Regions from separate parts of the Homo sapiens genome. Here region 2 is linked to region 1. A link is a contact called in ENCODE Hi-C or POLR2A ChIA-PET data. All regions are on one chromosome and are shown on one strand. Each heading gives the region's core, a stretch centred on a gene start or an enhancer-like site at or near the end of the contact. The rest is flanking DNA. Distances are from core to core; before and after follow the strand shown.

What was found. Hi-C counts contacts between places; a loop is a spot of excess contacts on that map. ChIA-PET counts read pairs that join two places held with the same protein, here RNA polymerase II (POLR2A). Pooled maps may share reads with other maps.
Region 2: a pooled map shows a loop between it and region 1 (7-fold over the local background). The contact joins the promoter of UBE2L3 here to the promoter of PPM1F in region 1. A Hi-C loop is called at or near these places in 4 of 50 pooled maps. POLR2A ChIA-PET finds 5 or more read pairs at or near these places in 4 of 52 experiments (HEK293, MCF 10A, activated CD4-positive, alpha-beta T cell and 1 more).

Annotation. Positions count from the first base shown.
Region 1 is chr22:21,947,587-21,955,106 of GRCh38, forward strand. It overlaps PPM1F (protein phosphatase, Mg2+/Mn2+ dependent 1F), which reads right to left and starts at 5,262. Exons shown (of 8, transcript NM_014634.4): 1 at 5,206-5,262. RefSeq lists enhancers at 4,415-4,484, 4,531-5,051 and a silencer at 5,045-5,454.
Region 2 is chr22:21,566,089-21,573,158 of GRCh38, forward strand. UBE2L3 (ubiquitin conjugating enzyme E2 L3) reads left to right here and starts at 1,626. Exons shown (of 4, transcript NM_003347.4): 1 at 1,626-1,683. The coding sequence starts at 1,657. RefSeq lists silencers at 620-807, 1,450-1,689, 1,940-2,079 and an enhancer at 3,886-3,955.

The DNA.
Region 1 (7,520 bases), core at 4,012-6,511:
TGGGGAACAGTTTCACAGCCCATCACCTTCATGAGGACTTCCAGGTTCTGAAAACTGAACGAAGAAGGCAAGGAGAATCTTCTAGAATCATCAGTCTTAGAATAGCCACAGACTCTGCCTACAAACTTTGCTAAAAGGGCGGCTGTGGCAGGGGCCTGAGGTGCAGGATGAAGAGAGTGGGAAGTAAGAGATGCAGGGAGCTCACAGCCCACAAGAGGGCTGTCCTTATCAGGAATTGCTAACTTGGAACAAGCCTTCTGGAAGCCTAAAGATAAAAAACACAAAAGAGAATGGGGTGGGCAGAGGGAAAGGTCCCAGCACCAAGTTAAATGTCTGATCAGTGAGGGATTTGGAATGCAAGGGGTGAAGGGTGGTAAATTAACAAAACACAAAACCCTTCTCTTCTTTTAGAGGCAGAATTGAAAGGTAATTTATTTAAAGTGGACACATACAAATAACGTAGGAATAGGGGTGCTTGCTACTGAAGGTTCTGGGGATAGACTAAATTTATTGCTATGGTTCACATTTACTCACAAGTAGGAGTAAATTTAATGCAACCCAGGTTACAGAAGGCAAGCAGGTAAAAGGATAAAGAACATAAAACAACTGGCAAGGCGCTGTGGCTCAGGTCTATATCTCAGCGCTTGGGGAGGGTGAGGCAGGAGGAGTGCTTGAGGCCAGGAGTTCAAGACCAGCCTGGGCAGTGAGATCGCCACCCCCCCCCCACCCCCCATCTCTACCAAAAAAGAAAAAAAAAGAACATAAAGCAAAAAAGGAAAAATCACTTTGAGAGCAGGAGGGACACTGACATTCAAACGACAAAGGGAAGACTGTGAGCTGGAGAAATGAGCAGAGGCTGGGAGCCCTAGTAGGTCAATGAGGAGGCGGCACGTCCTGCCAGCCATGCCCCAGCAGAGCTGTAAGGCATTCGAAGATGGCGTGAATTTCCCAGCAAGCTTGGCTGCCCTCAAGCAGTGCAAGCGGCCAAGGGCCCCTCTTCTGCCTGGGACTGCCCTGGCCCCTGGAGCTTCTGGGAGAATGTGAACGATGCAGAGCTGCCCCCAGCAACTGCCAGTGCCTGGGGCCTCCTCCCACTCCCTTGCAATTCCAAGTGATCTGGAGGCTCTACTGTCTCACCACAAAATGTGCTCATGTGAATTTATGATTAGGATCCAAGTGAGAGGACAGCATGCTCCCCGCTAGAGCACACAGAGGGCCCCCCTGGAGAAACCCCTGCCCACAGTGTAAAGCCCCACTGTCAAGGGCAGAATTCAAGACCCTTCACTTCCACCCCATTTGCTGGTGACGTCTGCTGGACCTTTTGGGATGCAGGTGCCTCCTTCTTGCCTCCTGACCTTGGGGTACTCTTTCCTGTGCCGTGAGCCCCTCCCCACAATCGGCCTGTTCCCTCAGGGAGGGTGGCTCCTCCTGTCTGCACTACAGACCCTGATTCACTGTGGCCACCTGCCTGCTCTCTCTGTGCCTTGTGCCCACTATCTGCACATGCCTCAATGGTGTCTGTGCCATGTGTACTAAGTAAGGTCTGGGGGGTGTGATGATGTGTGTGTGTGAAGCTCTGTCTGCATCTGTAGAGGGGACAGGCTGGCTTACTCTCAGGGCCTGTGCCAACTGCCTGCTCTTGTTACAAAGGCAGGGTGCCCAGGGCCATCTTACTTGCTGGGGACCAAGCACCCTTGTTTCTGCATCACCAACCTAAGGCAAGGGGTGAGGAGAGAAACCAGGACACAGCTTTCTCTCCCTGGAGCCCAGATGTCGAAAGGGACAGGAATCATTTCCTTCCTTTTCCCAATAAGCTCCTGAATCTGACGTACACCATGGCACACCCGGCAGGAAGGAGAAATTCCTCACCAAGGGAAACCAGAGGCAGCCCTGGGAGTGCCTGGAGGGGCAGGGGACAGTGCTGTGGTTCTTTGAGGGATCAACTGGAAGAGACAGCATCAGGAATGGCATGGAGGCCAGCGGCAAGCCGCAGGGAGTAGGGAGAGCTGGGAGAGCACCAGAGGCAGCGGAGCCTGGTGCTGGGCTTTCCTGAGCAGGGCACACCAGTGAAAAACTCCGAATAAGAGGGACGTGTGCATGAGCCTGTGCAAATCACCAAGAGCCCGGGGTGGGCATGGGAGGGACATTGGACTCCTGCATCCCAGCACCGCCTGCCTGGACCAGTCTGACCAAATGCGACTGGCAGCTGGTTCCTCCTGGATCAGGGCCCCACTGCACACCAAATGGGTGCTCACCCTCCTAGAACCTATTTAAGGTCCCACATAGGTGAGAAATGGCAAAGCAAACTCATCGGGGGGCAGCTGCAGGGGTGTGGCTGACGGTGCTGCCAGCTGCCATCCGCCCCTGCTCTGAGCACTCTTCCTGGGATGGCTTTTAGCCTCCCAACAACCTCTTGTGGTTATCCCCACTTCACAGGGCAGGCTGTAGCAGAAGAGCTAAGGAACTTGCCCAAAGTCCCAGGGTGGGGTTCATGCTGGGGAACCTGGGCCTTAACTGTGATGACACCTGGGAAGTCATTCTGACTCCTTCTATCCCTGACCTGTCCCTCATTGGCCACCAGCTCTGGGCTTTGGCTCTCTCATGGCTCCTCCTTCCATTTCTGTGTACCCCCCACCCTAGGGCAGCCCCTCCCCTCCTTGTTTTGTGGTGCCCTCCTTCCATTTTGCCTCCCGAGATCTCTCAGATCCTTTGAGGCTTTGCTGAAATCTCCCCATCTTTGGATCCAGCATGCTCTCTTTCATGTCTCTATGGCACTTTTGCTCACATCTGACTTGTAAAAAGTTTTTTTTTTTTTAATTTAAAATATTTATTTTCCTCTAGTGCATTAGTTTTGACTCCTAAGCTTAACGAATGCAGGGTTTAACAACTGCAGTTTTTTAGGGGACATAGAAAAAATACTTGTTGAGTCTTGCTTAACTGCAGAACCAAGGTAATGAAAAAAACCCAGCAATCCTTAGAAAAGGGAACTGCACCACTATAGTGTAACAAAAGCATCATTCATGTTAACTGTTTTTTTTTGTTTTTGTTTTTTTTGAGACAGAGTCTTGCTCTGTCACCCAGGCCGGAGTGCAGTGGCGCAATCTTGGCTCACGGCAACCTCCGCCTCTCAGGTTCAAGTGATTCTCCTGCCTAAGCCTCCCTAGTAGCTGGGATTACAGGCACCCACAACCACGCCTGGCTAATTTTTTTGTATTTTTAGTAGAGATGGGGTTTCACCATGTTGGCCAGGCTGGTCTCGAACTCCTGACCTCAGGTGATCTGCCCGCCTCAGCCTCCCAAAGTGCTGTGATTACAGGTATGAGACACCACGCCTGGCCAACCTTTTTCTACCAAAAGAGATTCTTATTTCTTTATTCATAACTACTAATACTAATAATAGTTAGATGTAAATCCTAGATTTTTTTTCTACATATATAAATTTTTTTTATTGTTGTAAAATATACACACTATGTATCCTTTTAACCATTTCTAAGCGTACAGTTCCATGGCATTAAGCATAGTCACATTGCTGTGCAATGACCATTTCTTTCTACAGGCCTGACTTTCTTGATAGACTGTAAGCTCCCTGTAGTCAGGGAGCCCACGATGGCCCTTTGTGTACAGCAGGTGGTAAGTGTGATGGCAGAGGGAAGAGTGACTGGCGGGTGGCATGGGCTGAGGAAGCTACACCACTCTGAAGGGTGCAGTGGGCAGCAGCGCCAGGTCTTAAAAGACTCGGTTGGCTTCAGGTCAGATGGTATCCTTTTTTTTTTTTTTTTTTTTTTTGAGAGGGAGTTTCGCTCTTGTTGCCCAGGCTGGAGTGCAATGGTGGGATCTCAGCTCACTGCAACCTTCGCCTCCCAGGTTCAAGCAATTCTCCTGCCTCAGCCTCCTGAGTAGCTAGGATTACAGGCACCTGCCACCACGCGCGGCTAATTTTTGTATTTTTAGTAGAGATGGGATTTTGCCATGCTGGTCTGGAACTCTTGACCTCAGGTGATATGCCTGCCTCGGCCTCCCAAAGTGCTGGGATTACAGGTATGAGCCACCGCGCCCGGCCTTCAGGGGGTATCTTAAAGGAATTCCACAAATGAACTTGTGTAGAGGTTCATGGCTTTCAGAAATGCATTCGTTTTGTTTACCTCTCACAACTACGCTGAGAAGTACATACTGTCAGGCTACACTGCAGATGAAGAAATAGGTTATAGGAGGGCAAGCACCCATTTAAGGTCTCACACAGGTGAAAGGGCAAAGCGAACTCAATCAAGGTCTCTGGATGCCCAATGCCTTTGGTATTTCCACCTCGCGTGCAGGAGGAAAAGAGCGAAATTTGACAACAGAAGAGACTGGAGATGGCCTCAGAGTGCTGGCCGGCCCCACTTTCTATCCCCCGTGGTGAGAGCTCAGCTGGGCCCAGAGAACTTGTCCCGGGGAATGCCACCACGACATGTGTGACTCTGTCCCGCAGGGTGGAAGGCTTCGAAGGAGCCCGCCACCATGCAGTGGGCCTCACTGTGTGTCAAGCGCTGTGCCGAAATCCCTGCAGCCGGAGCCAGTTCTTCCTGTTGTACAGACAGGTTCAGGGGCTTGCCTGACCGAACCCAGCGGCAATGTGCCCGGCCTCCGCGCCTGAGGCTCTGGCTCACAGACCTGTGGCTGAAGCAGCTGCAGCCCGAGCACTTGTGCAGCTGACGCTCGCTTCACGGACGCTTGGGAGGCCGCGGAGCCGGGGGCCATCAGGCAGACTGGGCCCCTGAAGGTGCAGGGACTGGGGGGATATGGGGCAACGTGCCGGCCCAGAGGCTCCTGGGGGGTGGGGAGAGGCCAAATCTCGGAAAATGGGGCGCGTCCCCCTCAGCACCCGATTCTGCCTCATAGCCCTCGGTCCCTACCAGGCCCTCGGCTCGGCCACACCCCCGCCTGCCCCCCAGTTCTGCCCCCTTGGCTCCCCAGCCCCCCAACTCCCAGCCTCGGGTTCCTCATGTCCGCAGCGGCCCCTCTTGCTCCTCGGCCCCCCGCACTGCACCCCCGCACCCTTTCGGTGCACCCATGTGAGCCTCGTCTCGGCCTCCTTGCCTCCCCAGCCCTCTGATTCCACCCCTCCGGTTCCTCGGTCCCATTTCACCCCTGTGCGCCTTGGGCGCTCGCCTGACCCTCGTCCCAGCCCCGTCAGCCCTCTAATCCCGTCCCCCCCGGCCTCCTCACCCCTGGTCTCCGCGGGCCTCAGCTGTCTCCTCGCGGCTCCGTGTCCCGCAAGCTGCTGCCGGCCGGCCCCGCCCACTTCCCGTCCCTGGCCGCCGCGGGCGCCGCGGGCGCCGCGCAGGCGCAGTCGGGCCTCCAGGCTGGCGGGGCCGGACCTCTGCTGCCCCCTGGCGGCTACGTGGACGGTGACTGCGGCCCTTTAGTGGTAGGCGAACTGCGGCTCCACCTGGGCTCCGGAGCCGCCCCAGTCACCAGCCTCTTGCTTCTCTTCTGCAGCTTTGGGTGGGCGGCTGGATGGGGAAAGCAATCCCTAGGTCACAGCGCCCAGAAATTAAGCAACTTCTGCCGTCAATAGCTGGTAAGTGACAGAGCAGGGATGCAAACCCAGACTGCCCAGGCAGGCTCATCCGTCCGGGAAGGAGGCACAGTCCCAGGCTCATTATGAGTTGTTTGTTTCCACAAACGTTGAGGCTTTTGTTATCTTTCCGTTCTGGAGGTCAGAAGTCCACTTAGCCTCAGTGGGCGAAGATCCAGGGATCGCCAGAATGCGTTCCTTTCTGAGGATTCTAGGGGAGAAACTGTTCCCCTGCCTTTTCCAGCTCCTAAGGGCTCCCTGCATACCTTGGCTCGTGGCCCCTTCCTACAGCCTCGAAGCCAGCAATGGCCAGTTGAGCCTTTCTCACACTGCCACCTCTGGTTCCCTCCTCTGCTTCCTTCTGCTACTTCTAAAGACCCTCCTGATGCCATTGGGCCCACCCAGATAGTCCAGCATCATCTCTCTAAATCAGTTGATTAGCAACCTTAATTCCCCTTTGCCCCTTATTATTATTATTATTTTTTTTTGACACGGAGTCTCACCCTGTCACCCAGGCTGTACTGCAGTGGCATGACCTCGACTCACTGCAACCTCTGCCTCCCTGGTTCAAGCGATTTTCCTGCCTCAGCCTCCCGAGTAGCTGGGACTGCAGGCACGCACCACCATGCCCGGCTAATTTTTTTTGTATTTTTAGTAGAGATGGGGTTTCACCATGTTGGTCAGGCTGGTCTCAAACTCCTGACCTCAAATGATCTGCCTGCCTCGGCCTCCCAAAGTGCTGGGATTACAGTACAGGCGTGAGCCACTATGCCGGGTCTGCCATGTAATCTAACACAGGCACAGGTATAGGACATGAACATCTCTGAAGGGCCATTTTTCTGCCAACACAGAGGCTCTTGAAAATATTCTTTTTCTCTCTTTTTAGAGACAAGCTCCTTCTCTGGTGCCCACACTGGAGTGCAGTGGCATGATCACAGCTCACTGCAGCCTCAAACTCCTGGGCTCAAGTGACCCTCCCCTCCTGCCTCAGCCTTCCTAGTGTCTGGGAACACAGGCAAGCACCACCACGCCCAGCTGATTAAAAAAAATTTGTAGAGACAGGGTCTCTATGTTGCCCAGGCTGGTCTTGAACTCTTGGGCTCAAGTGATCCTCCTGCCTCAGCCTTCCCAAGTGCTGGGATTATAGGTGTGAACCATTACACCTGGCCAAAATATTTTATTTTAAAGGCAGAAGAAAGAAACCTTTATGTCAAAGAAAATGTTTTAATATATGATATTAATATATTCACCTTTATACCAATGCCGTTGGAAAGTATAATTTTTTAAATGGAGGATGGGGCACCAGATCTTATGTGGCTCTGCCCACCTGACCTTCAGGTCCGCAGGCCTGTGTCCTTGCCAGGAATGAATGTCTCTGGGATGCTTCTCTAACAGGAGGAACCTGGAGTGAGACCAGGAACCTGGAGAACTAGCAGCTGGGTGACTGGAAAGGAAACCATCTGGGGTGGGGTTGGGTCTGCAAGGCAGGAGGTGTCTGGGCAGAGAAAGCAGGGCTGGGGCGGAGGGTCCTGCCTCATCCCATTCTCCTGCTCACTCTTTCCTAGATCCCTGTCAGGGCAGTAACCATGAGCAAGGCTTGAGGCTACTTCTTATAAACAGTGGCCCTGGGCACATTCCTTAGCTCACCTGAGCCTCAGTTTCTTGATGAGAAAAAATCGGGACAATAGCAACCAACCTATCTCAGAGGGCTGCTGTGAGACCCTGAGCCACTGTTTCTCAAACTGCCCCTGAGATCACCTACAACAGAATGGCTGTAGGGTGAAGTTTGAGAACCGCAGTACAGGTGAGGTGGTGCGTGGGGCAGGCCCTCCCACACTGTAAAGTGCAGTGTGGTGCGGTAAAAGCTGATATTCCCGCAGGCATCCTCAGAGTGGGCCCAATTAGACTCTTGAGCACTGATTCCATTCAAGGTCTGCGGCTTAGAGAGGATGGCAAAGTGAGG
Region 2 (7,070 bases), core at 376-2,875, 390 kb before region 1:
CAGCATCCAGAGTAGCTGGGATTACGTTCGCCCACCACCACACCTGGCTAATTTTTGTATTTTTAGTAGAGACGGAGTTTCACCATGTTGGTCAGGGTGGTCTCAAACTCCTGACCTCAAGTGATCCACCCCCCTCAGCCTCCCAAAGTGCTGGGATTACAGGCATCAGCCACTGTGCCAAGCCCCAAAGTACTCTTTAAAACATGCGTCTCAGCCCAGGTGTGGTGGCTCATGCCTGTAATCCCACCACTTTGGGAGGTTGCGGCGGGAGGACTGCTTGAGCTCAGGAGTTTGAGACCAGCCTGGGCAAGACAGTGAGACTTCATTTCTACAAAAAATAAAAAAAAACTTAGGAGGGTGTGGTGGAACGTGCCTGTAGTCCCAGTTAATTGGGAGGCGAAGCAGGAGGATCCCTTGAGCCTAGGAGGTCGAGGCGGCAGTGAGCTGTTATCGTGCCACTGTACTCCAGCCTGGGTGACAGATCAAGACTCTGTCTCAAAAAAAAAAAAAATCATCTGACCATGGAGTCAATACTCATATCTATCAAAGACCTCTCACAGCACATGGAATAGAAACCAACTCCTCCCCTTTCTACAAGACCCTCCATGGTCTGTCCCCTGCCTCCCTCCCACCCTATAATCCTTTTACTCCATTCTGGACACTGAGACAGCCTCATGGTCTTCGCCAGTGCTGCTTCCTCTGCTTGAAACATTCTCCTCCAGTCCTCCCAGCTGTTCCTTCCCATTTTCCAGGTCCCAGCATTGGCTTTGGAGCCAGCAGCCCACCTGTGACAGGAGCCTGGCTCTGCTCCTAGCTGGCCGTGTGACCTTGGGCAAGTCACTGGCTTCTTCTGTGCTTCTGTTTATTGTGAAATGAGGATGTTAATGCTAACGTATCCCAGAGGATGGTTTCAAGGGTTAAAGAAAATAAAGCACTAGAGAGAGGTCTGGCACTTAGTAGGGCCATTTCCTCAATTTGGCTTCCTTGACCTCTCAAAGTATGTCCCCACAGTCACTTTCCTATCACCCAGTTTTCTTCACAGAGCTTGGCAGTGTGAAGTAACCTTGGTTATTCAACTTTTTTTTTTTCCCCCAAGACGGAGTCTTCCTCTGTCACCCAGGCTGGAGTGTAGTGGCAAGATCTCGGCTCACTGCAACCTCTGCCTCCCGGGTTCAAGCGATTCTCCTGCCTCAGCCTCCTGAGTAGCAGAGATTACAGGCGCCCGCCACCACGCCTGGCTAATTTTTTGTATTTTTAGTAGAGACCGAGTTTCACCACGTTGGCCAGGCTGGTCTCGAACTCGTGACCGCGTGATCCACCCGCCTCGGTCTCCCAAAGTGCTGGGATTACAGGCGTGAGCCCCCGCGCCTGGTCAACTATTTTATGCAATCAGTATTTATTATGCTCCTACTATGTGCCAGGCACTGGTTGTAACTGCCATCTGATTGGACGATCCGTAAACGCTGAGGCCCAGTCTGTGCGGTTCACTTGCGTTCCTCCACGCGCCCCCCAGCACAGTGGGAAGCACACAGTAGGTGCTCCGCTCTGCTCCTGTGCCCCGCCCCGCGGCCCCTCCCCCGCTCCAGGAAGTGCGGGGGCTCCAGCCGCCCGGCCGGCCGCGATGCATTCTGGGGAAGGAGCAGCACCAAATCCAAGATGGCGGCCAGCAGGAGGCTGATGAAGGTAAAAGCCATTCTCTGGCAGCGGCCGGGCGTGGGGCGGCGTCCTAGGCTCCGGATCCCCGAGGCAGGCGGCGGCTTCTCAGGGCGCTGCCGTCTGGCTTCCTGCCCTACACGGCCTCGTCGGTTCCCTGGGCCGCGCGCAGGCTCAAGGTGCTAACGGGGCTGGCCTAGGCCGCAGCCTGGGCGGGAGCGCAAGGCCGCGCTGGGAGCCGCTGTCGGCCCCTCAGCCCGGCCCGGGGCGTTCACGCCACTCTCCGCCCGGAGCTTGGCCGCGTCCCCCTGTCGCGGAGGCCGCGGTCCGATCTGAGGGCGTCGTTAATGTGAGAGCCCGGTTGGGAGGCTCCAAACCGGGCGCCTTCGGGGAAGGCCCGAGCGCCGGAGCCCCTGCCCGGAGCCCGCGCCGCGGAACCGCCCCGCCCTGGGCCGCAGCGCGCCGGGCTTGCAGCTCCGCTTGGCCCGGCCGCAGCTCGGGAGTCTGGGAGGTTCGGGCTAGGAAAGAGAGAAGGAGGCCAGGCGGCCAAAGTTAGGTCAGTTTGTTGGTGGGTCGTTTGGAATTGCGCTGGGTCCTAGCAAACTGTCGCCTTGTGACTGCAGAGTCACACAGCGGGTAAGTTCCAACTCCAGGAAGGCCTGAGGTCGGCCCCGATCGCGGCGCGGTTCTGCTTCCCTCTCCTCCACTCAGTCATCCCGATCTCCCCTCCCTGATAAAGTGCCATTTTTGGGGGGATAACGGTTGATTTCAGTCGTTCGAATCAAAACGGGCCAAAGTTTATAATAATAATTTGGTACTTTGGATCTTGAATGCAGCAGGGTGCTTTCTCGCTAATTGGCACCTTTTGGTGAGGAACACATGCTAAATTGGCTTAGTACTTTTGCCAGTGGATTTGCCAAGGTCCTCTGTAGCCCACCCCGCCAGCATCTGTGAGTCGGCGGCTGGGTAGTGCTGCCGGCCTGCAACGGGCCGGAAATTAAAAAAAGGCCCAGGAGCCAGTTTCCTGAGGGGAGATAAAGAGCTGGGGTTCGTTCTAGGCGGAGCAGTGCTTGGTAGAGCTAGACATTGAACTTGGAGCCACAGTCTCTGAGCATTCCCTCCGTCCCTGGGAACGTTTCCTTTCTTTTGTTCCCTAAGGGCTAGAGAGGACATTAACTTTATAAAACTGGAGTGGAAGTGGGCACAAAAGAACAGTCAGAGGACTTCAGACCTCTCCTCATCTCTTAAGCTAGTGACACCACCATTCACCAGATAAGGGGTCGGTTAATGGCTTTCTTTCCTACCCTACTCCCAGGTGCAGTCGTCCATTAACCCTTGTGGATTTAAATTTAGAAAGATTTCTGGAGTGCAGGCCGGGCGCGATGGCTCACGCCTGTAATCCCAGCACTCCTGGGAGGCCGAGGCGGGCGGATCACTTGAGGTCAGGAGTTCAAGACCAGCCTGGCCAACATGGTGAAACCCTGTCTCTACTAAAAATATAAAAATTAGCTGGGCGTGGTTGCATTTGCCTGTAATCTCAGCTACCCGGGAGGCTGAGGTGGAAGAGTCGCTTGAACCCGGCAGGTGGAGGTTGCAGTGAGCCAAGTTTGCACCACTGCACTCCAGCCAGGGCGACAGAGTGAGACTCCATGTCAAAAAAAAAAAAAAAAAAAAGATTTCTGGAGTGCATGCCTTGCTTTCTAATGTTACTGAAATTACTCTGAATCTATATCCTCATCTCTCAGGTGCCCTCCCAAGTGCTCTCCTCCCCAGACTACCCCTGACGGACACCAGAGTTCTTTTAAAGCAGATAACTCAATTCTTTCACTCCTGTTAAAAACCTCTATGGTGTTATTGTCCTCAGCAGTTAATCCTAACCTCTTACTTGGCATGCAGGACCTTTCTGAGACTGGCTGAAAGCAATCCCTTGAGCCTCACCTCCTGCCCTTTGGTTTCCCACAGTTCTTGCACCTAATCACAGTAGCTACTATTTTTCCAGCTTTTACTTCGTGCTTTATATGCATGATCATGTTTAATCCTTCCTGTGAAGTAGACATTGTGATTTCCATTTTGTCGATGAGAAAAGATTCTTTGGCTTGCCCAGGGTTACCTAGCTAGGGAGAGTGAGTTGTGATCGAATTCGGTTCTTTCTCCAAAGCAAAGTCTCCTGCTCTTACTTGCTGTCTGATGTCCCTTTGCACGTGTTGTTTGCTCTACCCAAGAAAAGCTGCCTTCTCCTCACTTCTCCCTTCCAGAGAAGTCCCAGGTTCAACTCCAGTGCCAACTACTCTGTGAGCCCGTGCTCCCACATCCCCCTTCAGAATGTGTTGTTTCCTCCTTTGTGTGACCACAGCGCTTTCTTTATATTTCTCTTTGAGCACTTGTCACAATCTCTTTGTGTTACAGACTTGTCTTTCCTGTACTGGGTTCTGAGATCCCGAAGGGCAGGGATCTTGACCTAATTCATCCTGGTAGCCCCCTAGCCTATCCCAGTTGACCCAGTTTGGAATCTCCAGGCTCTCAGGGGTCTAAGAGGGGACTTATTATGGTTTTAAAATTATTACTCTGTTTCTAAAAAAAAACAGACCTTGGAAAAAAATTGTAACATTAACTGAGTATTTATTAAGTATTAGGTTATTTACGTAAGTCATCTTTTCAACACTCAAAGTTAGTGTATTGTCATTTGTATTTTTTATAAATGAGGACATTGTGAGGTTAAGTAGGTTAAGGGAGTTACCTAAGGTAGAATTGTGGAACGTGGTGGGGAGAGAGAAGACGCTGACTCTTCCTGGCTCCAGGATCCAAATTCCATGCCTCTTGTCAGGCTGTCTTTCTTACTCAAAGGCTGCATGGAGCGGTGTGTTGTTTCTTAAGTTGAGGATGGAAAGGCTTTCAGTTCACTAGGGGAACACCAGTTATGTAATGCTGATCATTGGCTGTGAGAATCAATGTTTAAGACTGTTTTTTTTTTCTTTTAAAGGAAGAAAAATTATTGATACAAGTTGATAAACAGTCTTTTCAGTACATAGGGTGGTAATAAAGTGATTTTCGTTGGTGAAAAGTTGGGGCTTAGTGCATGGAACAGTGCCTTAGGCATAGCAATCTAGCAAATGTTGAATGATCAAATTAATTACATCTTAAAGAACTTTAGATTTCTGTTAAAAATGTTTTCTAGGACATTCCACAGCAAAGATTTCTTTGTAACAATGGACTGTCTGCAGATAGTGTAAAACACATTATTAAAAGTAGAGTGATTTACATATACTACACTGAGAAGTTATTTTAGGCAAAGTGAGTATGATAAAGTCTTTTATTTCAAAAGCACTTGCCAGGAGGCTTAACCTCTTTTAGAAGCCTTTTTAGGAATTACAGTGTTAATAAAACATTAAGTACATTTTAATTTGCAAGCAGCTAATTTAGCATTGTTGGCTACAACCAGATTGTAACCATTGCTTCAATCAGGATGGGGAAATTGCTGCAAAAGCCAAAAGTGAAACCTTTATGTGTGGCTTAGGCAACTGATTGCCATCTGATCATTTCTTTGCAGCTTCACACTGCACACATTTCCCCTAAGGGCCCTCCTGTTGAGTAGCTTCCCAGAAGGGCTTTTCTCAGAGGGGAAATCTGTGGATTTAGAGGGGTGTGTGTGTAATGTCTTATTACTTATCATGACATAACTGTTGAGTTAAGGAGTTTCACTCTTGTTGCCCAGGCTTCAGCGCGATGGCACGATCTCTGTGCACTACAACCTCTGCCTCCCAGGTTCAAGCGATTCTCCTGCCTCAGCCTCCCAAGTAGCTGATACTATAGGTGTGCACCACCACTCCCTGCTAATTTTGTATTAGAAAGGAGGTTTCACCATGTTTGCCATGCTGGTCTCTAACTCCTAACCTCAGGTGATCTGCCCGCCGAGGCCTCCCGAAGTGCTGGGATTACAGGTGTGAGCCACTGCGCCCAGCCTAATGCTATTTAAAAATGTTCACTCAGAACTTCATATTGTTATATTTTCTCCCAGTTCATAGTCATAGTAGGAGGAACCTCTAAAAGTTCATTCCTTGGGTTTCGTTGTATTAAGCAGTGAGGTAGTTTGCTTTTGAGTATAGGTTTAGATTCTGAGGTTGGGTGATTAAGGAGATAGAGCAATGAGTATGTCACATGTTTCAGGAGGTGAGGGGAGTTTTATATGTGATGTTATGCCAGTGTAAATGTCCTGAATCCACTGAGGCTTTGTGAATTGAGAAAAACGTTGCGTCTTTTTTTCTAAATTCATGCATTCCAGTAAGTTGGGACTGTTTCAGCCTCCCTTAATGGTATTCTTTGTAAATGTTTGGGACAGGTGATGGGAAGGAGTATACTCAATTATTGCAACATTTGGGACCTTTTAAGGTATTTACTAGAAAACTCTGAGGCAGGCCAGGCGTGGTGACTCACACCTGTAATCCCAGCTCTTTGGGAGGCCGAGGTGGGCGGATCATGAGGTCAGGAGTTCGAGACCAGCCTGGCCAACATAGTGAAACCCCCGTCTCTACTAAAAATCCAAAAAATTAGCTGGGCGTGGTGGTGGGTGCCTGTAATCCCAGCTACTCGGGAGGCTGAGGCAGGAGAATTGCTTGAACCCGGGAGGCAGAGGTTGCGGTGAGCCAAGATTGTGTCATTGCATTCCAGTGCGAGACTCCGTCTCAAAAAAAAAAAAAAAAAAAGAAAACCCTGAGACAAAAACTCTTGTCTCAGGGTACTGGGGCCTTTTCTGATCTTGTTAAAACTCTAAATTAGGAGACTGTTGCTTTAAAATTTTATTATAAGAGGACACTTGAAAGTATTCTCATTTTATTGGAACATTTATTACGTTTAAGATATTTCTATATTCTTTGCTACAGCAGTAAATGTGAGAGCCACATTTCTTTGCAGCTTCACACTGCACACACACTGCACACACTGTGCACATTAGAGAGCCACAGAGACGTTCCTCCTGAGCCAGACTCCAACCACTTCCAGAGTTTTCTTGGGAACGGCACATAGATCTGTAGGCATCTGAGTCTTAGCTCCTCCTGTGACTCTCTCCCTCTGGCCCCATGCATCTCCTCCTGTCCCACCTTAGTTAATGGTTCACTTGTCTACTCAGTTGCTCAAGGAAAAAACGCCAGCGGAGCCCTTCTCGGCTCTTCCTCCCTTGTCTAGTCACCTGGCGGATTCTGCTGAACTATGCCTTCAGTCTCTCTTCTCTGCCTGTCTTCTCTCCATCCCCACTCCCACTCCCAATGCCACTGCCACTCCCACTGCCTCAGTTCAGGCCATCCCTGTTTGTGGTAGACACCTGCATCGAGCTCCTTAATGGTTCATCTAAACTCCTTACTGGTCAGCGCACTCTCTGTCCCACACTACTCCTAACCAGCAGTGCATCAGAGTAGTGTATGGTG